3 separate regions of the Homo sapiens genome follow, and regions 1 and 3 are each linked to region 2. A link is a loop called in an ENCODE intact Hi-C map of the cell type or tissue named here. Cell type or tissue: A673. All regions are shown on one strand. Region 1 has its middle 74 kb from the start of SRGAP2-AS1. Region 2 has its middle 160 kb from the start of SRGAP2-AS1. Region 3 has its middle 97 kb from the start of SRGAP2-AS1.

Evidence for each region. Hi-C counts contacts between places; a loop is a spot of excess contacts. Peaks named below come from ENCODE experiments on the same cell type or tissue, not always from the same donor. Only the 100,000 strongest peaks of a DNase experiment are listed, where the experiment ranks them.
Region 1: it touches region 2 in a loop (5-fold over the local background); 7 of 110 quality-filtered maps call a loop at or near these places.
Region 3: it touches region 2 in a loop (2.1-fold over the local background); 7 of 110 quality-filtered maps call a loop at or near these places.

What each region holds. Positions count from the first base shown.
Region 1 is chr1:121,467,995-121,475,994 of GRCh38, reverse strand. No RefSeq gene overlaps it. Among named protein-coding and RNA genes, the nearest start is that of SRGAP2-AS1, 74 kb to the right of the region's middle. In A673, no CTCF peak of the experiment used is centred here; no DNase peak of the experiment used is centred here.
Region 2 is chr1:121,555,126-121,563,125 of GRCh38, reverse strand. It overlaps the pseudogene EMBP1. Among named protein-coding and RNA genes, the nearest start is that of SRGAP2-AS1, 160 kb to the right of the region's middle. RefSeq lists a silencer at 4,348-4,548 and an enhancer at 4,204-4,705. In A673, no CTCF peak of the experiment used is centred here; a DNase peak (open chromatin) is centred at 4,415; H3K4me3 peaks cover 269 bases; H3K27ac peaks cover 734 bases.
Region 3 is chr1:121,491,375-121,499,374 of GRCh38, reverse strand. No RefSeq gene overlaps it. Among named protein-coding and RNA genes, the nearest start is that of SRGAP2-AS1, 97 kb to the right of the region's middle. In A673, no CTCF peak of the experiment used is centred here; no DNase peak of the experiment used is centred here.

The sequences.
Region 1 (8,000 bases), 87 kb after region 2:
TGCCTTTTTGTATCAGGAAGTGAACCTTGAAATCACTGCAACTCGCAAAAATCAGAGGCCTTTATTATCATCTATATTAGCAAAACTGGAAAATCCTCAGAGCCCATTTTCTCTTCATGTTAACTGATGAATCAGGGTGTTAAATGGGTGCTTGTGTGACTGTCAGAGGCTAGCTTACATAGTTGTGTTATACATGGGTGGGAAGACATAACACATAATTCAGTTAATTTCCCAAATATAAAAATAGGACAAATGCACATAATAGCATATGTATTTCTTTTTTAATGAACTAGCTGTTCAGGTCATTGATTTCCATTGTCTATTTAGTGTTCCATAGTAACATTTCCCAATTTGCCTTTTGTCTTGTGACATTGTTTATAACCAAAAATCATTTTGGTTTTTAGATTAACCAGTCTTAAAAAAAAATCTTATGCTTTTGTTTAAAAAATATAAAAAATAAAGATATCTTATGTTTTCTTCTAGTATTTTTTTGCTTTGTCTTCTTATGTTTGAATCTTTGATGCATTTGCAAACTTAATCTGATAATTATGACTCACTTTCCTTTCAAATTTAACCATCCTTTATTTCAGAATTTCACATTGCTTCCACATTTTTGTCAATAAAGTAATCCAGTCATTTAAATGAATTACTCATGTATTATTTTTAAATATTCTGTACTGTTTCTCTTATTTCAAACTGCCTCAAAGAAGTGACAATGTCTAATTAAAGCTATGTGGAAGGGTGGCTAACCAAACACACAAACAGAAAAGGAAAATTAAGTAATCTGAATATTTAGCCTGATGGAAGTAAAGGTTTCATAGCTGAACTGAATCTAACGAGAATCAGTTTGTGTTTGCATTTTAGAGACAAAGCAATTTATATAAGGTGAAATCAGAGATATAAAAGTCCTTATACATGAAATTTTATCTCAAGCTTTACAAGGAGGGAGTGGGGAAGGGATGAGGAAGGACATTTTTCACAATAATGATGTAAAAGTCTTAATTTGTATTCAAGTGTTTGAATTTATGCAGTTTTATCTCCAAATAGAGTCAATATATTATGTTACATGGCATTTTAACTGTTTTATTTAAACATTTAAAGGAATAAATTTTAAAAGTTATATAAAACTTGGCCAGGTGTGGTGGCTCACACCTGTAATCCCAGCACTTTGGGAGGCTGAGGCAGGTGGGTCACCTGAGGTCAGGAGTTTGAGTCCAGCCTGGCCAACATGGTGAAACCCTGTCTCTACTAAAAATACAAAAATTAGCTGGGTGTGGCAGTGCATGCCTGTAGTCCCAGCTACTAGGGAGTTTGAGACATGAGAATCATTTGAACCTGGGAGGTGGGGGTTTCAGTGAACACCACTGCACACTAGCCTGGGTGACAGATAAAGATTCTGACTCAAAAAAAAAAAAGTTATATAAAAGTAACTAGTCTCTATAATATAGTTTGGCTGTGTCCTCACCCATATCTCATCTTGAATTGTAGCTCCCATAATTCCCACATCATGGGAGGGACCCAGTGGGAGGTAATTAAATCATGGGGGTGGGTCTTTCCCATGTTGTTCTCATGAAAGTGAATAAGTCTCATGAAATCTGATGGTTTTACAAAAGGAAATTCCCCAGCACACACTCTGTTGCCCACTGCCATGTAAGACATCCCTTTGCTCTTTCTTCATTTTCTGCCATGATTGTGAGGCCTCTCCAGCTATGTGGAACTGTGAGTCCATTAAAATTCTTTCCTTTATAAATCACCCAGTCTTAGGTATCTTTATCAGAAGCATGAGAACAGACTAATACAATAAATTGGTACCAGTAGAGTGGGATGCTGTTGTAAAGATACCAAAAATGTGGAAGTGCCTTTGGAACTGGGTAACAGGAAAAGGTTGGAACAGTTTGGAGGGCTCAGAAGAAGACAGGAAAACATGGCAAAGTTTGGAACTTCCTAGAGACTTGCAGGACACAGAAGACAGGAAACTGTGGGAAAGTTTGGAATTTCCTAGAGATTTGTTCAATGGCTTTGATCAAAATGCTAATAGTGATATGAACAATAATGTCCAGGCTAAGGTGGTCTCAGATGGAGATGAGGAATTTGTTAGGAACTGGAGTACAGGTGACTCTTGCTGTACTTTAGCAAAGAGACTGGCAACATTTTGCCCCTTCCCTAGATATTTGTGGGCCCTTGAACTTGAAAAAGATGATTTAGGGGATCTGGCAGAAGAAATTTCTAAGCAGCAAAGCATTCAAGAGGTGACTTGGATGTTATTAAAAGCATTCAGCTTTATGTATTTACAAAGATATGGTTTGGAATTGAAACATGTTTAAAAGGGAAGCAGAACATAAAAGTTTGGAAAATTTGCAGCCTGATGATGCAGTAGAAAAACAAACAAACAAACAAACAAAAACATTTTCTGAGGAGAATTTCAAGCCAGCTGCAAAAACTTGCATAAGTAATGGGAAGCCAAATGTTAATCACCAAGACAATGGACAAAATGTCTCCAGAGCATGTCAGAGACCATCCCAGCAGCCCCTCCCATCACAGGACTGGAGGCCAAGGAAGAAAAAATGGTTTCGTGGGCTGAGTCAAGGGACCCCTTCTCTGTGCAGCCTGGGAACTTGGTGTCCTGCATCCCAGCTGCTCCAGCCATGTCTAAAACAGGCCAAGGTACAGCTTGGGCTATGGCTTCAGAGGGTGCAAGCCCTAAGCCTTGGCAGCTTCCATGTGGTGTTGAGCCTGCAGGTGCACAGATTCAAGAACTGAGGTTTGGGAACCTCTGCCTAGATTCCAGAGGATGTATGGGAACGCCTGCGTTTACACGCAGAAGTTTGTGGCAGGTAGGAGCCCTCATGGAGAACCTCTGCTAGGGCAGTGTGGAAGGAAAATGTGGGGTTGAAGCCCCCACAGAGTCCCTGCTGGGACACTGCCTGGTGGAACCGTAAGAAGAAGGCCAGCGTCCTCCAGACCCCAGAATGGTAGATCCACTGACAGCTTTGCACCATGTTTCTGGAAAAGCCACAGACACTCAACACCAGCCCGTGAAAGCAGCCAGGAGTGGGGCTATACCTTGCAAAGCCACAGGGGCAGAGCTGCCCAAGACCATGGGAACCCACCTCTTGCATCAGTGTGACCTGGATGTAAGAGGTCAGGAGTCAAAGGAGATCATTTCAGAGCTTTAAGATTTGACTGCCCTGTTGCAATTTTGTCTTGCATGGGGCCTGTAGCCTCTTCATTTTGGCCAATTTCTCCCATTTGGAACAGGTGTATTTACCCAATGCCTACACCCCCATTGTATCTAGGAAGTAACTAACTCCCTTTTGATTTTACAGGCTCATAGGTGGAAGGGACTTGCCTTATCTCAGATGAGACTTTAAACTGTGGACTTTCGAGTTAATGCTGAAATGAGTTAAAACTGGGGGACTGTTGGGAAGACATGATTGGTTTTGAAATGTGAGGGCATGAGGTTTGAGAGGGGCCAAGGGTGGAATGATATGGTTTGGCTGTGTCCCCACCCAAATCTCATTTTGAATTGTAGCTCTCATAATTTTCACGTGTCATGGAAGGGACCCCCTGGGAGGTAACTGAATCATGGGGGCGAGTCTTTCCCATGCTGTTCTTGTGACAGTAAATAAGTCTCATGAAACCTGATGGTTTTATAAAGGGGAGTTCCCTGCACATGCTCTCTTGCCTGCCTCCATGTAAGACTTCCCTTTGCTCTTCCTTCGTATTCCAACATGATTGTGATGCCTCCAGCCATGTGGAACTGTGAGTCCATTAAACTTCTTTTCTTTGTAAATTACCCAGTCTCGGGTGTGTCTCTATTAGCAGCCGGAGAACAGAGTAACACACTCTAAAATTAGATATTTATCCATTTATAGTGTTACTAATATCCTCATTTCTGTTTCATTAACTGTTGCAGAGAAAACATACTTTAGTTTTACCAGCATGGTGGGTGCTCTATATGTCTTCTTGAAGATGTGGCAAAATAAAGAAATAAATAGCAACATTGTTCTAGGTTCTGATACAAAGCAGCTTTGTTTTTATTCTGGACAATTAATGGTTGCTAAACAAAGTGGTTAAGTAATAAACCCAGGCATAGTTATTTATGGAAACTGATAACCAAAAGGGAAAGGCAGATAGATTAGCTTCCCTCAATGAAGAAAATTAGCAAAAGTAAAGAGGTCATGAAAAACAAAAACAGAAAAACTTCTGCCTGGAGATGAGACAGCTTTGCATATTCACACTGGTAAGAGGATGTTTGGAGGCAGCAGTTTTGAGACTCAGCACTATCACTTACTCTTTTGTGAAACCGAGAATAATCACTTAACCATTTACTTACTTTACAGGAGTTTCCTTTCCTGTAAAGTAGGTAAATAATACAGTCTGCTGGTGTTGTACAGTTCAAAAGAAAAGTTTTGGCAGTGCTACAAACTGTAAAATAAAATATGTGAATATTTGTTGTAAAGATTGTTGTTGGTGTTGTTACTATTGTTATATATTATATGAAAGTAATATTTTTTCCTTGACTAAAATGTGCAAAATGAATCCATTTGGAGCTGTGTCTTATTGTAAAGCGCAGCTCAGGAAGGACATTACCAAGTCACTCTAATGAGTTAATGAACAGATTTTAATGGCAAAACTTACAAGGTATGTGTTCACAAAAAAGAAAAGCATGCATTTCCCAATGCCTCCCTTGATTACACAAAGAGGCATGGAAAGTCAAAGTGCTCTATTAGACACCCAGTGTGGGGTCACCATTCAAGGACCCCATCCCACGGTTGATAGAGATGAACATTTTTCACAGGAGAATCAAAGATGGCTTACCAGCAGGCAGTCTGGATTTCAGCCACCAGCCACATTTTGGAGTGGTAGAGAAAACTATCCAGGTTGTGACCTTGGTATCCATGGAAAGCTAGATTTAGGCACAGCCGCCTTATTGGAAAGGCGAGGAAAGAAGAGTGAAATTCAGTGCTAGAATAAGGAAAATTGTGTGAAGTTCAAATTACAAACAGTGGAGTCCCTACCTTCATTTTATGCTGTTGGACAAATATTCCTCTCCCACCCTCAGAGAAAACTGGAGAGGGTAAAACCAAGGGTCTTTAGTCTTAGAACTTCAGACTTGATGATACGGGTACCCAGGACTGGATACATAATTTGTGGAACCCAGTGCAAAATTAAAATGTGAGTCCATCATTCAAAAATTACTAACAATTTCAAGATGGCAGTAGCAGATAATGAAATTAAGCATGAGGCCCTTCCCAGCATAGGGCCCAGTGTGACATCATGGGGGACTGACCATATAGGAAATGTACTGAAAATAAAAAGACTAGTGTTTACACACGCAATGAATGCTGAGTACTGAAGCCTTTATTAAATGACCATTACCTTTACTCTTGAGAGAGGACGTTGAAGGAATATTTTCAAGTGCTTATGAGCAGCCCAAGGGTCCTCAAAAGCATGTTACTTAAGATAACCTTCAAGTGAAGTTCAAAGTCAAAAAGTCCCACACACTTGCTCAGAATGATTAAAATAAACTTTTAATCTCCTTAATCATAAACAAAATGAACAACTAAAGATTGCCAAACACCCCAAACAATTATTTAATATGGAAAGAGAAACCAAAACAGAAGACATGATTTGTTAGTAATAAATATACAGAGAGAAGAAATTTTACAAGAAATTATAATAAAAATCCTGACAGTAAAAGATTGCATTGCAACTATGAAAAGAACTATGATGAGGACATCCAGGAGAAAAAAGGAGATCAGATTTTAAAACATCATAAGATAAATGAAATAGACATTTCAGAAAATAAAGTTGAGGAAGTCTCACCGAAATTAGAACAGAAAGGCAAAGAGATGGCTATGAGAACAGAAAAAAGGCAGTATCAATGGGTTAGTCCAGGAGGACCAACATCCAAATAACAGAAATTCCAGAAAGATAAAGAAAATGGAGGGACAAAAATCAACAATGAATAACTCAAAAATTCACTAAACTGAAGGCAATTCAAAGTGAGGCCTTCTGCAAGATTCTCAGCAAAATGGATAGAAATTAAAATGGCTTCAATTTCCTTAATGGAAAAGAAACACCTCCAACATTCTGAAAGAAAATGTTTCCAACCTAGGCCCTATTGAAATGTCAGTTAAATATGAGGATAGAATAAAAACATATTAAAGTATAAACTGTCTCAAAAAAAAATTCCCATGCATCTTTTTTCTCAGCAAGCTCCTGGGGAATGTATTCCCCAAACCTGAGAGAGTAAATCAAATTAAAGAGAAGGCTATGGGAATAGGAATCATCTTATGTTGAAGAGAGATGCCAGGATGATAAATAGGCTCCAGAAAATAGGGCACATTCAGCTCACATTGGAGCCATGTGACTTGCTGAGGGCTCCCCTGTGCATGCCTCTGCCTTTGTCCCTTGAACCTGACCTCATGATTCGCTAGGACAAAACAAGGCAAAACATCAGATAAGAGGATGGGGCCAGAAGCAACAGATCCAAGCCAGAAGAGAGGCAGAGGGAATTCAAAGCATAACAGAAAAGGAAAGTCCTAGAATGACAGCTCCATTTCTGGCCTAGAATGCAATCAGTCCAGACCCTCAGAAAGGGGCTTTCCAAGAGACTGTTTCCAAGAAAATAATTGAAATGTCTGTTTAGCTGATGTGATTGACCTTATTGAAAAGTGTACTTAAAGGCTGTTGAATGATTGGGGGTGTGCAGAGGAAATAGCAATAGAAGTACACAATAAGAAAAAGCATGAAGATAAATAAAAGGGGGGAACAAAAATATTCATAATAAACTAAAATTATCAGCTGTGAAAAATAGTTCCATAGGCCAAATACTGTAAACATTGAATATTGACTTAACAATAGAGCATAAGGTCAAGTGGAATATATTTTATAATACAAGGAAATAATTCAACATTAAGAAATATATTCATGCAATTTGCTATTTTATATTAATAGAGAAAATGTGTAATTATCTCCATATATGCTGGAAATATATTTGATAAAAATTTAACATCCACTTTTTATTAAGGTTACAACAAAAACTATTCAGTAAGCTAAAAATAAAAGGAAAGTTCTGTCATATTATTATAGTATCAATCAACAACAAAAACATATTTAAGGGTAAAATACAAGAGAAATTCCAATGAAAGTAAGATACAAAATGAATCATACTGTTACTGTTCAATATATTTTAAAGGGTATGAAATATTCTTGTTAATTTTTTTTTCTACTCAACATGTAAACCTTGATCCTATGATTTGGAAAATTTCCCACAAATAGAAGAACTCTGAATTGTGGAAAAACACACTTTTCCCAATTTCCCTTGCCACTTTGGCATGTGCATACGACCTGGGCTTAGCCAGTCAGATATTCAAACACAACCTTGAATTGGAAATAGTGCAATGGAGCAAGGACAGAAGAGAAGCCACTATGGCTTCCCAAGGAACAAAAAGGCAGTATTGTGGTGCTGGGAATGCCAGCTGTTGTTCAATAGCAATAGCAGTAATATGTTCACCAGATGGATTCATTTTGCATTTGGTTCTGACTGCTTAGTGTACTTGTTTTCCAAATGTGGTTCAATAGTTTTCCTTTGAACTACTTTTTATGTTTTGTCAAAATTAACCAGAGTCTGACTTATCCTATTGTTTAAAATCAAGTACTATGATCATTACATGGAAGTCCTGACAAATAAGAACTTAAATAAGATATTAGAAAGAAACCTAAATCTTCATTAATTGCAACTTATGTGATTTCCTACATAGAAAAGCCTGGAATATCAGTAGAAAAACTATTGGAATAAATGAAATAATTTAAGAAAGTGGCCAGTTATAAGATAAATTTACATCTTTTTAATTTACAGAAATAAATGACAAATACTTATTTTAAAATTCCTCTAACAAAGACAAAATAAGGGTATACTTATGAATTTGTTTAACTAAAGTTGTGAAGGAAAAGTTAAAATTTTCTAAGATCCAATAAAATGGAAAGATATT
Region 2 (8,000 bases):
CATATGTTCCTTCTACAATTATAGCTTGCCTTTAACAGGACTTTAATTGTAATGCTTATTAGTGCCAGGGCAGAGGAAGGGTGTCTCCTAAAGGACAATGTCCTAAATTTTCCTGCCATTAGAGGCGATTTGGGGAGAAGAAAGGAAACCAGGAATTATTTATAAAATACTCATGTTTTTCTTAATGTCAGCTCTTTGAATAGCGATTTATCTTAGTAAAAAAGCAATTAAAAGTATTAGGCTTCTCTCAGGTAGCTTGAAAAGGCCAATAACACTTACTGATAGAACCTAAGAGGTAAGATTAAGTTACAAAGTTTTCATTATTTTCTCAAATAGTGCCATTATTTTGCATTCTATCACAGATGTTTCAGGAGACAGAAGCCCAAAAAAGGTGTCTAGCATTTTTTCTAGTTACTTTCATGGAATGATTTTCAAAAGAGTATTTTCTAATGGGGTTATTCCTAAACTAGGCAACTATACACAAAATGTAATTTCTTTTCAAAGAATGTAATTAAATTGTTAAACCTAAAAAACAAAGTACAAGCTAATGAAAAGTTACGAGTATCTTCATATGTATAATGCAAACATGCCAAAAACCATCAAATGACAACTCCGTTTGTCACTGCTCTTTCTTTATGAACATAAGCTAAACAACAAGGTAACAAAAGTATAAATCATCTTAGGAATGCTGAGTCTGTTACAATCTTGTTATTTATTAAATAAATGTTTTTTGTTGTTGTTGTTTTCTTCAAATCAAGGAAATATCTTACCTTTACACTCCCATTACTACTGTACCAGGTCCAATTTAAAGGAAAACAATTTTGACATTTACATGTCAAGACAGTAGAATCCCCTACGTAAGAGATCAATGGCTTGTTTTTCCCATGAAGTTCAGGGACTGAGAATAAAATAGAGAAATGTATGTTACTGAAAGAATTTAGGTAAAGGAAATGTATTAAATGTGCAGATATTGTCTCCTTTCATTTTTTCATTACATTATTTTACATACTTTCAGTTATATATAAATGAAACTAATTTATAGTAGTTAGGGTGTAGTTAGTAGTAATAATAATAGTAGAGAGATTCAATATAATTGTCTCCAATGTATAGAAATGGAAGGTCTTCTATTATTGAGCCTAACAACAAAAGTATTGTTTCTTTTTGGATAAGTTACATGTTTTGGGTAAGAAAGAAGCTTCATATTTTCAAACCCCTGTTCTTTCTTCCCGCCTACTAAGCTACCTTAGAGTAATTACTTTCTTCAAAGTTTTGACCTCAGGTAGCATTTGAGTGAGAAGATAAAATTTCCAGGATAGGAAATCTTTAGTTGATACGAATTTATGAAAGGCCAGCAAAGAGTTAGAGAAAGTGGGAACAAGGAACAAAGGAAAATTAACAGAAAGAGAACAGTGTAAGAAAGAAAATAAGATTTAAAAATGCTTTCATGTGGTTTTGTAAAAAATATATATATACTAATATCCATTATGATAAATTTCCTAGTCAAGGAAGTTTGAAGTAGATTCCATTAGAAACAGAATACAAATGGGCACTGAATTTAGAAAAAAAATGTTTTAAGGATGTAAATAACTTGGTATATTAAAAGATAAGAGCATAAACAGTACAATGAAAAGCCTACAGGTGCAATCAGTTCCTTCTGATTGACCTTGAAGGATGTATTATAGAAGGTACACTTACACTGAAGATGTAGACTCAGCAACTAAGATTATTTTGCTAATTTTTTCTTTTACTTTTTGGAATTTTAGCAGGTTTTATGCTTCTTTTGGTTTTGTGTGTCCGTGTGTGTGCACATGCGTGTGTTTGTGTGTTTACTTTTTTCATTTATATGTTTAGTTTGCCAGTAGGGAAAGAATAGATGAAATCATGTCAACTAAAGACCTGCAGATAAGCAGAGATTGGAGCTTGGCTAAAATAGGGAATCTTTGCTGAAGCCACAAGGTTCCCTACAACCCGAGAGGAAGAGCAGCCACACTTCCTGAGTTCCATCTGAAGAGGCACAAGATGCATTAGTGCATTACTAGGGCAATGACCTCTACAGCCCTGTTAGGCTCACCTTAAAACAAACGCTGCTTTGGAGTGCAGGTTTTGCATTAGACACTAAGTAGTTAAGGACACAGTTTCCGCTTTCCCAGGTTGTTTATCTCTCAGATATCCCATTTCTCAATCTCTACATGTTTCGTTCTGGCAATTGGGTCACGCTTTAGCAGGAAAATATCCTTCCTTGACTAGGAAATTTATCATAATGGATATTAGTATATATATATTTTTTACAAAACCACATGAAAGCATTTTTAAATCTTATTTTCTTTCTTACGCTGTTCTCTTTCTGTTAATTTTCCTTTGTTCCTTGTTCCCACTTTCTCTAACTCTTTGCTGGCCTTTCATAAATTCGTATCAACTAAAGATTTCCTATCCTGGAAATTTTATCCAGGATAAATAGGTTCAAAATACCAAAATTTAGCCACAGGCTAAGAATAAAATGTGGAAGAAAGGTAATTCTTGGGGGAAAACCCGGCAGAATATACACTGCTTTTCAGTATTCCTCGAAGAGCCACCTGCTTGGGAAGCATACTGGAAGCTGCAAGGGGCTTTTCAAGAAAGTTGAGTATTCTATGAGATTTGATGAGGAACACATGACTATGTTATTAAACCATCCCAACTAAATATTAAGATCAGGCTGTAAATTGCAGGTAGCTGACAATGACTGAGTGACAACATGGAAAAGCTGAAACCAAAATTCTGTTTTCTTGCCATCTCTTCAGTTTTCTTGATTATCCCCTAGACTAACGACTAAAATACCATAAACCATGCTTTTGTTCTGCTATATATGGCTAATAACAGCAGTGTGGATTTAAATTATAAAATGCACTATGTTCAGGGAACATGACATTTGTTTGAACTATTCTGGGGTTTGGGGCCACAGCTTATATTTTGAAATATTTATTAATATAAGGACAGTGAGACAGTATTCTAATGTGCCCTGTTGACCTTTTAAGACTTTGCATAAAGTCGGATGCATAAGAGTGCTAGGGTTGGAATAAACCAGGTTTGAAGGTGGTGAAATTGCTGATTCAGGCTAGTTTCTAGGAAGATGGGGTTTGGATATACCCAGTGAAAGTAACAGCTCTCTGGAGTTGTAAAATTGGAGACTATATTTGTATATTCATGCACTAGAACAAATTGGCCTAAATGTCATACTGGTTCAAAGACTTTTAGGTATCACCAAATTAGGAAAAAAGATTACTCCATGTAGTAAAAGAATGCTAACTATACTTCAACACTGGGATCCAGGGCTGAAGTCCCAGCTGATTCTACTATGCTACCTTTCCATACTTTGAATTTTTAGATACTTCCAGGAGAAGACAGATAGTTGAGCTATGACAGGCTTCACTACATTTGGTAGTATCAAAATCTCATCATGACTTCCAAAAAGTTCTTGTTCTTTACCAATTAAATTTCTTCATACTTTCTACTAAGATATTTTAACATTGATAAATATTATGGAAGCTTTCAGCAACCACTCAGAATGTTTGATCCACTACTGAGAAACACTATAGACCATCACTCATCTTTCTCCTTCTCGGGTGGCAAGTTATCAGCAATATATTAGCAGTCACAAACTTCCAGTGTACACTTTTGCTGTCTCCTCTGTCCTAGCATCAACAGTGAAACACATAAAGTCAGCAGGTTTTTGTGCATTGAACTAATCAGTAATCTTGAGGGCCTTTTACAACCTTGTAGTAGTAAATCAACCAGCACCCTTAAAGACAGCAGCAGGGACTTTGCTGATGAATTGTTCTGAAGACTCAGGCTCATGCACTATAGGTGGCTCATGTAGTCAATGGCAGAAAAATTTATCTTTGGCTCAATTTAAAATAGAGAATAAAACAGCCTTTTCATCTACATGCAGTTGTAAGTATTCTAAGAAAAGATAATTCTTCTTCTTAGGAAAAACCATTAAGTAAACCATAAGGAGAAATAATATAATAGGACATTTATAAAAATATACACCATTTTATAAGCCTTTCAGAACTATTAAATAACTATAATATGAATAATGTACAGATGTCTTTAAATACTACTCAAGTAAAATTATTTCTCTAAGCAATATTCAATTTAGATGAATTATAGAGAATTTTTATTTTACCAAGGAAGATTTGAAAGGACCCAACTTATTAATTTTATAAATATCTTCAAGATATAATACATACTTAAAAGTTACGTTAATGTTAAATGGGCATTAAAAACAAATTAGCTAACCTACACTGCTTCAAGACAACTAGAAAAGAAAAAAAAGGAAGTATTCAGTGATTCTTTGCTTTCCTTAAAGCCTTGATTTAAATCCTAGGCCTTGAGTCAATGCTGCTGACACCAGCCAAAATCAGCTTAGTCATCTCAAAACAGCTGGAGAATCAAGAGGCCTTCCGTGTGAATACTTGCAATTCAGTGTATTGGTATGTTGAAAAGTAAAATGCTTGTTAATCTTCACATTAGACACAAGAATGATCACTTCCACATAATAATTTAAGTAATTATCAAAACTAATGAGAAAAATGTGTTATCTTCAATATTGAAAGCAGGTATTGCTAGTATATATTTCCAGAGCACAATGTCTTAGAAAAAAAAAAAATGAAAACAGTGTTTAAAGTTGAATATCTTGGGAGCATTTTAAGTCACAAGATTCTGTGAGCATTTCCTCAGAATTTGTAGGCCTTCTTTACATATTTTTTGAAAACTCAATAAAACATGTTCACTGAAATTTTGTGTGTTTAATATTTTTTGCTCACTGGGAAGAAAAAGAAAGAGAAAGGGAGGAAAAAAGGAAGGAAATGAACTCAAAAGGTGGGAGGGAAGAAAGGACAGAAAAAAGGAAAGGAAAAGAGAGATTAAGGAAAGAGGAGGGGAAGGGCAGATGGGGCAGGGGAGGGAAAAATGAAATGCGAAAGGAAAAGGAAACTGAAAGGAAATGTATATGGTGTTATCCAGTCCTTCACTAAGTTAAAGGCAAATGGAGGGAAAAAAGTTAAGAAAGAATATACATGACTAAAATAATCAAAGAATGATACTAGTTTCTGCTTTTGGAGAGACCAAGATATATAAATACAAGAATTTATTATATTCACCACACTGGAACAATTACAAAGCCATAAAAATAAAATGACTCTGTGAGTGCAGAAGGGATGCAATGAGGGACAAAGGAGTGAACCATTAGATCATGGCAATGGTGAAGCAAGCCATTCTGCTGTTGATGGAGCCTTGAGAATAGCATCCACATTCTGTCACAGCAGACAGTCGGGCTTTAGGAGTTTTAGGAAAAGTTACAATTTTCATGTTTCCTGGGAAATTAGTGCAAAGCAGAGTCCAACGTAGTTAATAGGGCAACAGATTGCATTTCCCAAATACCAGAATGATATTATGGTTCACTAATCACCACAAAATACTGGGTTTTTCAAAATGATAATTATCTAACTCAAACAACTAGTCTTTATTATGAGATTGAGACCTCCTTGAGTTTTGGTTTAATGATGGTAACAGTAAAATATTTTAATTCGTTTGTTTCCAAGGAAAAGAAATGTGGATGATATTCTGGGGCTTGTATATATCTTTAAACCTCCTTACTTTGTGAAATAAAAAGTAGGCAACCCTTTGTGCATCTCCATATTATTTTTAAGTTTTATGGATCCTAAAATCCCATGTCCTGGAGCTATGGATATAGAACATCAACCCACACTCTCAGAGGCTGGGACCACAATAACTTAGAGATGTGGAAGACTATTATAAAAGCTAGGAATTTAGAGGGATAAATAAAGAAATTCAGGCGACTGATATAATTCACTAATAATGTGGTAGGCTGGCCTTTTGAACTAAAACCTGTGCTTTAAATTGAGGAATAGAAGCAGGAAGGAAGTGGACTTGCGGGATACAAGACCATTTTCAAGGCTGCCTCTTGTGGCTCTGGAAAGCATATGACTTTCTTTCAGCTATATTATGTTTACTATTGTAAAAATAATTTAAAAATTACAGGATTGAGAAATCTAAGAACATAATGCTGAAGTTATTAACTATTCCTCAAGTTATTAATACTGACCTTTGAAATTAAATGTTCCCCTTCGTTCTTTTTCCTCTCAGAAGAAACAAGAATAACTTCCCATTTGTTTGCTGTTAATGATGGTGAACCTAAAGATAATTCAAGTTATTAATATAGGCTTAGTTCTCAAAACCTTCTTAATGAAAATGAAAAGACTTAGCCATTAATCAAAATTTAAAAAGAGAAATAATTCTGTAAATATGCAAATTAGAATATTAGCATAACATTCAAGTGGCTGCAGAGGAAAGAATGCTCAGTCAGCAAAAGTATTTAGAATTAAGCTACTTTTGGTGAGCAAGGTAGGTTAAAATTTGTATACTCACCTGTATTGGGTATATAAGGTGCTTCCTGTTGCACTGACAAGATAATTATTCTCAAGTTGTTCACTATCTTTTTTCCAAGTCACATTTACTGCATTCAAATCCCCGGATGTTGTGAACTGGCATGTGAGATTTACATCAGAAGGCCTTTCTAAAGTGATGTTTTTTTCTACTGGCATACTAGAATGTTCTATTAGCACAAAAGAGGACAAAATGTGAAAGTTATATTCAGAGGGATCTAATATATAAAACCTTTTAAATTATTAACAGTAGTGTTTTATTGACAATTTCTTAATGTAACATTCATTTGAAGAATTATTCCTCTATCAACATAGTTGGTTCCCTTTCTTATTCCCTTTTATATGCACACCTAAAGTTTTGATCCAACATTAACACAATTTAAAAAAAACCTAAAGCTGTGATAGTTATCTCCTTAAGCTCTGTACTGAGCAGAATATAGGGTAGAGAGTACCCTATAACATGTGCCATATGCTCTGACAATGTAAAAACAGCATAACTGTAAATACAAACACACACTCATGGGTGAGAATGGAATGCCTGTTTCAATAATTTTGAGTAATCATGTTGTTGGTAGTTATTATGAGAATGTTTTGTGTGTAACATGGATTTGAGTGATATATTATATTCTAACCATTCCTAGTCTTCTTCAGAACCTGTAGGGACTGGATATAGACATAGGTACAGGACAGAGAATTTAAATAAGCATCCAGTAGTTCTGAATTTTAACTGAATTTCAGTATCAGTATGAATTCATGAGGTGTTTATCTTTTTTTCTGACTTTCAAAATAGATATTTATTTTGGATTGATTAATTGATTATCATAAGAACACTTAACATTAGATCTTCCCTCTTAGCAAATTTTTTAAACTTGTACCTAAAAAGTAGTCTGAAAGGTCCTCAATTTCTCTTCCCATCTACAGGTGGGAAGAGAAGGAGCTAACCCTTAGAGAAGCTTTAGGGAAGTTGAGGTGTTTATCTTGAAAACAATACACACACACACACACCAAACACACACACGCACACACACACACACACTGAAGGGGTCCAGAATATGCCAGGATAGCATACAAATTATTTTGAGCAGAAGGCATTCGAGTTCCCAAAATAGCTACTCTGACTAAAAGCAGAGCCTTTCAAAGGAACTCCAAAAAACCTCCACTGTCATAAATCCCCTCCCTAGGAGCAATAGGGAGAATGGACACTGAAGATGAGAAGTCTTCACACCATACCTAAACAGACACTGTCACAAAACTATCATATCTTCCACCTGTTATCTAAAGGGCTCATTTATCTTTCCTAAAACTCATTTCACTTTTCCATAAGTGGCCTTTCTCCTCCTCTCCTTACCCTACTAAGATGGTATATAAGCCCCCACTTTTAACTGCCCCTTTGAGCTACATGTTTTTCTAACTTTTGTCCATATGTGATTAAATAAGCTTTTTGTTTTGCTAATCTATCTTTTGTCAGTTTAATTCACTGAGCCTGAAATTGCCGAGAATTATAGAGAAAAGGTTCCTCCCTGACAGTTTGGCAAGGAATATGGAATGGTTAAG
Region 3 (8,000 bases), 64 kb after region 2:
CACAGCAGAGTTTCCAGGGCTGGGGATGGTAGACATCGCTAAGCTCCTTTTGAAAAGTCTGCCCACCAATACTTCACCAGGGCTTGAATCATTTTATCAACTCCATGGTAAGTAAAAGAATGAAAATCTCAGAAGAATGACAACTTTAGGGATCCAGAAAGTACTAAACAGCTATCTGGGTGCCCCCAGAACCTCTCAAGGATTTCACAACCTGTATTAATCCAATCGTTTTTTTCTAAGACATATTTTTACCATTCTTGTAAGTTCTGAATTTTTTTTTTATGTCCTTTGGATGGATTTCACTCAAGGTGCATAGTTTATTAGTTGAGACAGTTTTGAAGTTTTTTTTGTTTTGTTTTTTGTTTGTTTGTTTGTTTGTTTGGTGGCAGCTTTAGCATGAAAATCAGCCCTGTAATTTCTCTGATATTCAGGGTCTCTTTTATAAGCAGGAGTTTTAATTTTTATGATAGCTACTTATGATGGCAGCAATAATGCAGAGATTAGCAACCTGAGACTCATTTTTGTAGGCATATCATTTGACGTTAAGGATCCCCTCTGTTTCTACAACACACTAAAATCACGGACTACTGCAAAAGCATACCTGACATCAGTCTAGATATTTACAATCTTATCTTTTGCTCTTTTACAATCTCAAGTGAGGGCAAATAATTCTGCAGATTAGACTGAATTAAAATGGGGAGATCTCCTTTTTATCATAGTTCATGTTGAATTGTAACAGCATGCCCAGCTTAGTATTTTCCTTCAAAATTTTTGGCATAGGAACCATCAGCATAGAGCAACAGTTCTGGATTGGTGAATAGAATTTCTTGTAAATCCAATCTCGGAGTCAAATTTTGAGAAATCAGTTTAACACAATTATACATCTCACTTTTGTTGGGTAAAGGTAAGATGGTAGCAGAGTTTAAATAAAGAATTGCAGCAAAGAATATGCAGATTTGAAGGTGATAGGAGCAGAATCACATAAAATGTTATCCTGCTGGCTGAGAAATGCTGGGCACAGTCACGATTTAGCAAGCTTTCTACAGCATGTGAAAGGTGTAGGCATAAGTTATTGCTTTGAACAAGTTCTGAGAAAAATTGTATAATTTGGCACCTGCAACTACTGCCTTTAAACAATTTGGATATGCTGTAGCAACCAGACATAACTGTACACTATACTAATCTACGGGCCTATTTTTTCCTACAAGTTTTTGAATGAGGACCCCTAGAGTCTGATTGTTTCATTCATGAATAAACAATGTGAATGGTTTAGAATAATTGGAGAGTCATAACACAGGAGGATTTTGCAAAACCTGTTTTAGTTCAGTAAGGGCCTCCTACTATTTTTCTTTCCAAAGAAAAGGGTCCCGATTGCTATTTTTAGTTAGTTCATGGAGTGGAGACGCCAACGTTGTGACCTGGTCTATCGTGAAATTCTGAGGAATCCTCTGAGTTGCCTTTTAGTCACAGGTCTAGGATAATTTTGAATAATATTTATTTTTTCTGGAGACAGAAAGATTACTTTTGCAGAGAAGTCGTGACCTAGATAATGTGCCACTTCTTGTGAGAATTGAAGCTTATCTCAAGAGGTCTTATGGCTCTTATAAGCTGGTTGTTATACGTATTTGGTCAATTTGTACGTCCTCTTTAGATGAAGAACAAAGAAGCAAATTACCTACATATTGAATCAAGGTAGAATGTCTGGGAAACTGCAGTGTTCAAATCTTGATATAAAATTCGTGAGAAATATGAAAGAGCCTTTAATCCTTAAGGTGTTACTGTCAAAGTACATTGTTGATTTTTCCAAGTGAAAACAAACAAATACTAACACTCTTTTTGTCTACTGGAATGCTAAAATATATATACAAAGTATAAGTCTACTATTGTGAACCACTCAGATTCAGTTGATCCCTTTGACAACGAAGTGTTTGGATTTGGTATCACTGGGAATCTTTTTTTTTTTTTTTTTTTTTTTGAGACAGAGTCTCACTCTGTCGCCCAGGCTGGAGTGCAGTGGCGCCATCTCGGCTCACTGCAAGCTCCGCCTCCTGGGTTCATGCCATTCTCCTGCCTCAGCCTCCCGAGTAGCTGGGGACTACAGGCGCCCACCACCATGCCCGGCTAATTGTCTTTTTGTATTTTTAGTAGAGACAGGTTTCACTGTGTTAGCCAGGATGGTCTTGATCTCCTGACCTCGTGATCCACCCGCCTCGGCCTCCCAGAGTGCTGGGATTACAAGCGTGAGCCACAGCGCCTGGCCGGGAATCTTGACATATAATTTTATTTGTAGCTCTAAAGCCCTGTACAAATCTCGGTCCCTGTCCATGGGATTTCTTGACAGGTAAGATAAGAAGGTCACAAGGACTAGTACACGAAATAATTACTCCTTGATTTATTAGGTCCTCTACTCTTAAAGTGAGTCCCTGATTTGCTTCAGGTTTCAGAGGGTATTGGGGTAACTTACAAAGCAGTTTAGGCCGGGTGCGGTGGTTCACGCCTGTAATCCCAGCACTTTGGGAGGCCAAGGTGGGAAGATCACCTGAGGCTAGGCGTTTGAGACCAGCCTGGCCAACATGGTGAAACCCCATCTCTACTAAAAGTACAAAAATTAGCCAGGCATGGTGGCGCATACCTGTAATCCCAGCTACCCAGGAGGCTGAGGCAGGAAAATCACTTGAACTCGGGAGGCAGAGGTTGCAGTGAGCCGAGATCACACCACTGCACTCCAGCCTGGGCAACAGAGTGAGACTTCATCTCGAAAAAGAAAATAAAGCAATTTAAAAGGGTCAATCACAATTTTAATGGATCTGATGTGTTTGATCTTTCCCACATCTGTAGAGTAGAAGCCCATAGAGTATCAGGAATTTCAGAAAGATGTATGTCTATACATTTATGGAACTTAATAGTTTCCTTAGGACAGCCAATTTGGGCCTGGAGAACCCACAAGGTTTTATTGTCTGATAAATCTTAGATTTGTAGGGTCATTTCTCCAGAGGATAACTTTATTGAGCCTCCTATTTAGGAAAACAGGTCTTTATGTAGGAGATTCAAAGGAGCAATATCACATAAAAGGAAGGCATGATTCTCAGAAAAAGGGCCAAGGGTGACAGTTGAGAATTCTGTTAAAGGAACCCTTTGAACTTGATTTGAAACTCCTGCCATTGAGATAACTTTTATTATCCTGAGAAAGTTCTTGATATATCATGGTGGACTCTAAAGTAGAAAGAGTTGTTCTGGTGTCACAGTACAAATTTCTTCAGTTAAGTTTGTTTTCTCCTCATTGATTTAAAGGAATTATTGGAAGCAGCTTACTGGGCAATTCCTTGGAACCCTATCAACATTAAGAGTTGTTAAAAGGATGTGGGGGTTGTTCCAATTTCCCCTTATTTAGCAACAGGCAGTCTTTTTGCCAATGCCCCTTCTGCTTCCAGTAACCCTAAGCATCTTTATCAATGGAGGCAAAATTGGGAACAAGATTTTTTAAAGATAGGCCAAATTCCCTGCAACTGTTGTAATTGTAGAGTCATTGGTTTGTTTACCTGATGGCTTCTTTTTTTTTAATCTAATATCCCTTCAACATGCTCTACTAGATGTTGCAGTTCTGTGAGAATTACCTCTCATTTTAGTTTAGATTTCTTCAGTAAGTCACTTATTTCTGTATGCAATCCAGGAACAAAATGGGCTAGTATAGCCACTTTATCGTCCTGGCCTTTAAAGCCAGTATTATGTGAAAACTGTCTACAGATGGGCATGATAATCTGCAGCAGATTCATTTTTTATAAGGTTAGATTATGACCCAGCCTATTCTCATTGGAAGTGCTTCAGTAATAGCGTCTAACAGTTGTTGGCCCATTTTTCTGTCCATCTGCGTTTCTTATTTAAAAGCATGCTTAGCAGGAGCCTCAGTATATCCAGATGTATTATCTCAATGGGGTTTTTCTAGCCATTTTCAGTTACTTCCTGTGCATACTATCACATGGAAAAATTGGTACAAATTAAAAGCATGGATTATAGACCCCCTAAAAAATTTTAAATTCTTCTATAAATTTGGTTGTATTTTTTTAATATCACAAAATCTTTTATAATGGCTCAGAGTTCTGTGTAAGATCAAGGTTTAAATTCAGCTGTAACAGGTACTCCTGGCTCATTTGAGTGTCTAATTTTTTAAAGGAAGCTGGTGTGAAGAGGTTTAGGTGGAAAAGCCAAAACATTAAAGGAGGTTCAGAAAAATCAATTACTGGAGGATAAAATGAAGCAGAGGGATTCACAGAAGGGTCTATAGAGTCAGGCTGAGTTTTAGCTTTTAAATTATTATTTGCACACTGGTAGACATTATTTTGGAGAGGTTATTGTGAGTCATTCTGTCTATTAAAAGCCTCTGCCTACCAGTCCAAGACTGCATTCCATTGTCTTTGAGAGCTTCTGGGTCATTTCTTTTCAAGAGTGCTTTCAGAATGAACTATTTTGTCTAAGTTGAAGATCACCCAAAGCAGCCACTGCAGCCTCACATTGACCTTTATAAAGGTCACCAATTTTTCACACACACAAAAAAGACACAAGATCCTGATCCATAGCTGTTATAAATATAGGAAGCAGGGGGTTCAGACAGATGTAAGGAAGGGATTATGGACCAGGTGGAAAGTATCTTTGCCTTGGATTTCCTCAAATGAATGTATCTATAGGGAACCTTGTACTTGTACTGCTGTCCAGAAACCCAACGGAATGGCAGGTTGTCTCCTGTTACAGACACAGGGAATAATGGGTTTTCTCCTCTTGCAGATGTAAGGATGACTTATCAAGAAACTTTCACACAGCACAGGTATGCACAACAGAGTTGAAGAGCTTGAAATGCAGAGAGTACATCTTGGATCTGAGAGTACCCTTGAGCTCCGTGTTCAGCAAGAAAGCAGTGAGCGCCATGGGCTCTGTGGTACTGGCATCAGGTTACTCACCTGTCTTGGAGCTTATCAACGATCTACTTTACATCTCATATTTGATACCAGAAACTGCTAAAAATAAAATCAGATCAAGTAAAACAGGAATAAAGGGGTTTATTGTGCCTACGGCATCAGGTTACTCACCTGCCTTGGAGCTTATCAAGGATCTAGTTTACATCTCATATTTGACACCAGAAACTGTTAAAAATAAAATAAATAAATAAATAAATAAATAAAAATAAAAAATGAGAAAATAAAGTCAGATCAAGTAAAACAGGAAGATAGGAGTTTATTGTGCCTACCAAAGAACATTTCAAAAACCAAGAGATTTCAAACTGAACGTGTTAAGAAGCTCATCTCACAAGTGTTACAGCACAGCTTATAGGTTTATAGCATCTGTGAGAAAGACATTGAACTCTATTGTAATTGGCTACGATAAATTTGTACCCCTTTTAGGGCACATAGAGCTGTAGGAGCTTATTTTTCTGTAGCTGATTGACTCAACTTTATCATACTGACATGGAAGAAAGGCTTATGGTTTGTTTACGGTTAGAGCTTGCATTTCAGAGAGATCAACATAGCTCACATTTTGTTATGGTTATGGTTGGTTGTTCTGAGTGTATATCCAAACTGTGGCCTTCGTTTTCAATTTTTTTTTAACATCCCTTAACAATGAGATGCCATGCAGAGAGAGAAAGAGAGAGGCCAAGGAGCAGTGAGGTGCCAGATTTGTGAGGGACCCTTCTTGGAGCTTTCAGGCAAGGCAAGCCTCCAGCTGAGTACCACACAGTGATCCAGTTGATGCCACTTGGAGCAGAAAAACTGCCCAGCTAAGGTCTGCCCAAACTTCTGGCCCACGTAACTGTGAGGTATAATAAAATTGCTGTTGTTGTAAGCCACTAAGCTTTGGGGTAGCTTATGTCACCACAGTAAATAATCCAAACATTCTCCTCTAAACTTAGATTGTCTATAGGATTAATGTGACAAGTAATAAGTTATAGCCTTGTGACTTGACCTCCACTGTTGGCTTAAATTTCAATTTAAATATTTTATTGTTATTCAGTTTGTTGTATGAGTACATCTTCTGTCCCAGTGAGATTACAATACTTTTTTATTACCTACAAATAGTCTTATATATAGTATTTTTGGTGAACTCTGCTTTTATTCTTTAGAAAATTAGTATAGGAAAAACTCACCTTTTTTTAACCGAAATTTGTGTTGTGTTTATATAATGCTACAAACATCTTTATTTATTTTTCCTTTTAGTATATGAGCCATCATTGAATAAAAGTGAGTGACAAGGTGATGGGAAAATGTGGAAATGAGAGTGGGAATGTGGATGTAGGTTATCTCTTATTAAAAATAATATTTGATTAAAAATCACTAGAGAAAAACATATGTCGGCCACTGAGTGGTATATAAAGTAATAAAATAAAGGTGAGAATTTACAAATGATCCATTAGTAGAAAACAAACAATAAAAAAAACCAAAAATACAAACACAAGTCCTGGGATAGTATAGCCAAAATTCTGTGATGACCCCCAAGATTACTGACTTATATAATATATATCATATTTTATAATATATATCATAACTTATATAATTCATTCCCCTTGAGCATGGAAAGGCCTGTGAATATATTGGGGTAGTCACTCCTTGATTAGGTTATATTTGATAAGGTTCCATTTTAGCCAGCTGGATGGAGAAATTCCTAGTGAGAGAGATGCCCTCATGCTTGTCTGGAAGAAGTAAATACCCACATTGTGAAATGCCTATGAAAAGGGGTAACCTTCAAAAGCTGAGCACCTTAGTCCTACAACCCCAAGGAACTGAATTCTGCCAACAACTAATGAACTTAGAAGAGGCCCCCAAAGTCTCAGATGAGATCACAGCCTGAGCTAACACCTTGATTGCAGTCTGTTGAGACTCGAGCATAACACCCAGTAACTGTGCCTGAACTCTTTACTCATAAAAACTGTCAGATCATAAATTTCTGTTGTCTAAAGCCACTAAGTTAGTGATAATTTGTGACACAGCAATAGAAAACTAATAGAGTATGATTCTACTTATACTGTAAAAAAAAAAAAAAAAAAACTAAAAAATGGTTCTATACTTGAACAACTTCAAGAATGAGTGTGGAAGGAAAAGAAGAAACCAGGTTCCTTGATGACATTATTGAACTGAGCTGCCAGCCCTGAGATGCTTACTTCCAGACCTTCTGTAAAACAATAATAATAATACCAGTAACTGTTAGTTACAGCATTGTTATTTGGATTTTTGAATAACGGACAACTGAATGCATTCATATTTGCTCTAGGACTTTCTGTGGCCTGCCTTAATTTAAATAAATATAAAGCCTTGTGCTATGCCTTAGAATTGCCATTTGAAGTCTCCACACGGAATTCTCTTTCTACCTTCTAGCTTTAATGGCTCATTCTTGCTATAAGAATAATATCCAGTATCTAAGGTCTTTCATTATGTGGGCCTTAAATAACTCTTTAACTTACCTTTCAACGTCTTCCTGCACCCAAACTCGAATTATCAAGAGATACTTGAAGTTCCTGCAAAGTCGGCTGTCCTATGTACCTCATTGATTTTACCTCTGATTATTTTGTTTCGTCTTCTTTTTTACATTTTGGCATAGCTTTGCCTGAAGCTCTGATGACTAGTTCTCAGTTCAATTCCTGTGCACCCTTCCCTTTGGAAAACTTTTCTGATTGTCCTTCTTCAAGAGCTTCTTCTCTGGCTTCCCCCAGCATCTTGCATACATCCTTATCCCAGCTCTTAACCCATTATGCTATAGTCATTTTTATCTCTATCAATTAACCCCCAAATGCTGAGGCAGTGTCTGGGTTACCTTTGTGTCCTATGTGCCATGGTATCCAGCACACAGCTGTCATTCCATTGTTATTTCTTACACAGAAGGAAATAATGAAATTCAAAAGCCACAAACAGGTATACTTTGAAAAGCAACCATCTCCTGGAGTATCTTTCATCGAGCTTCCCTGCCTAAGAGATAACAGTTATCAGTTGCACCTTCTTCCAGAGATCTTCCAAATCTAT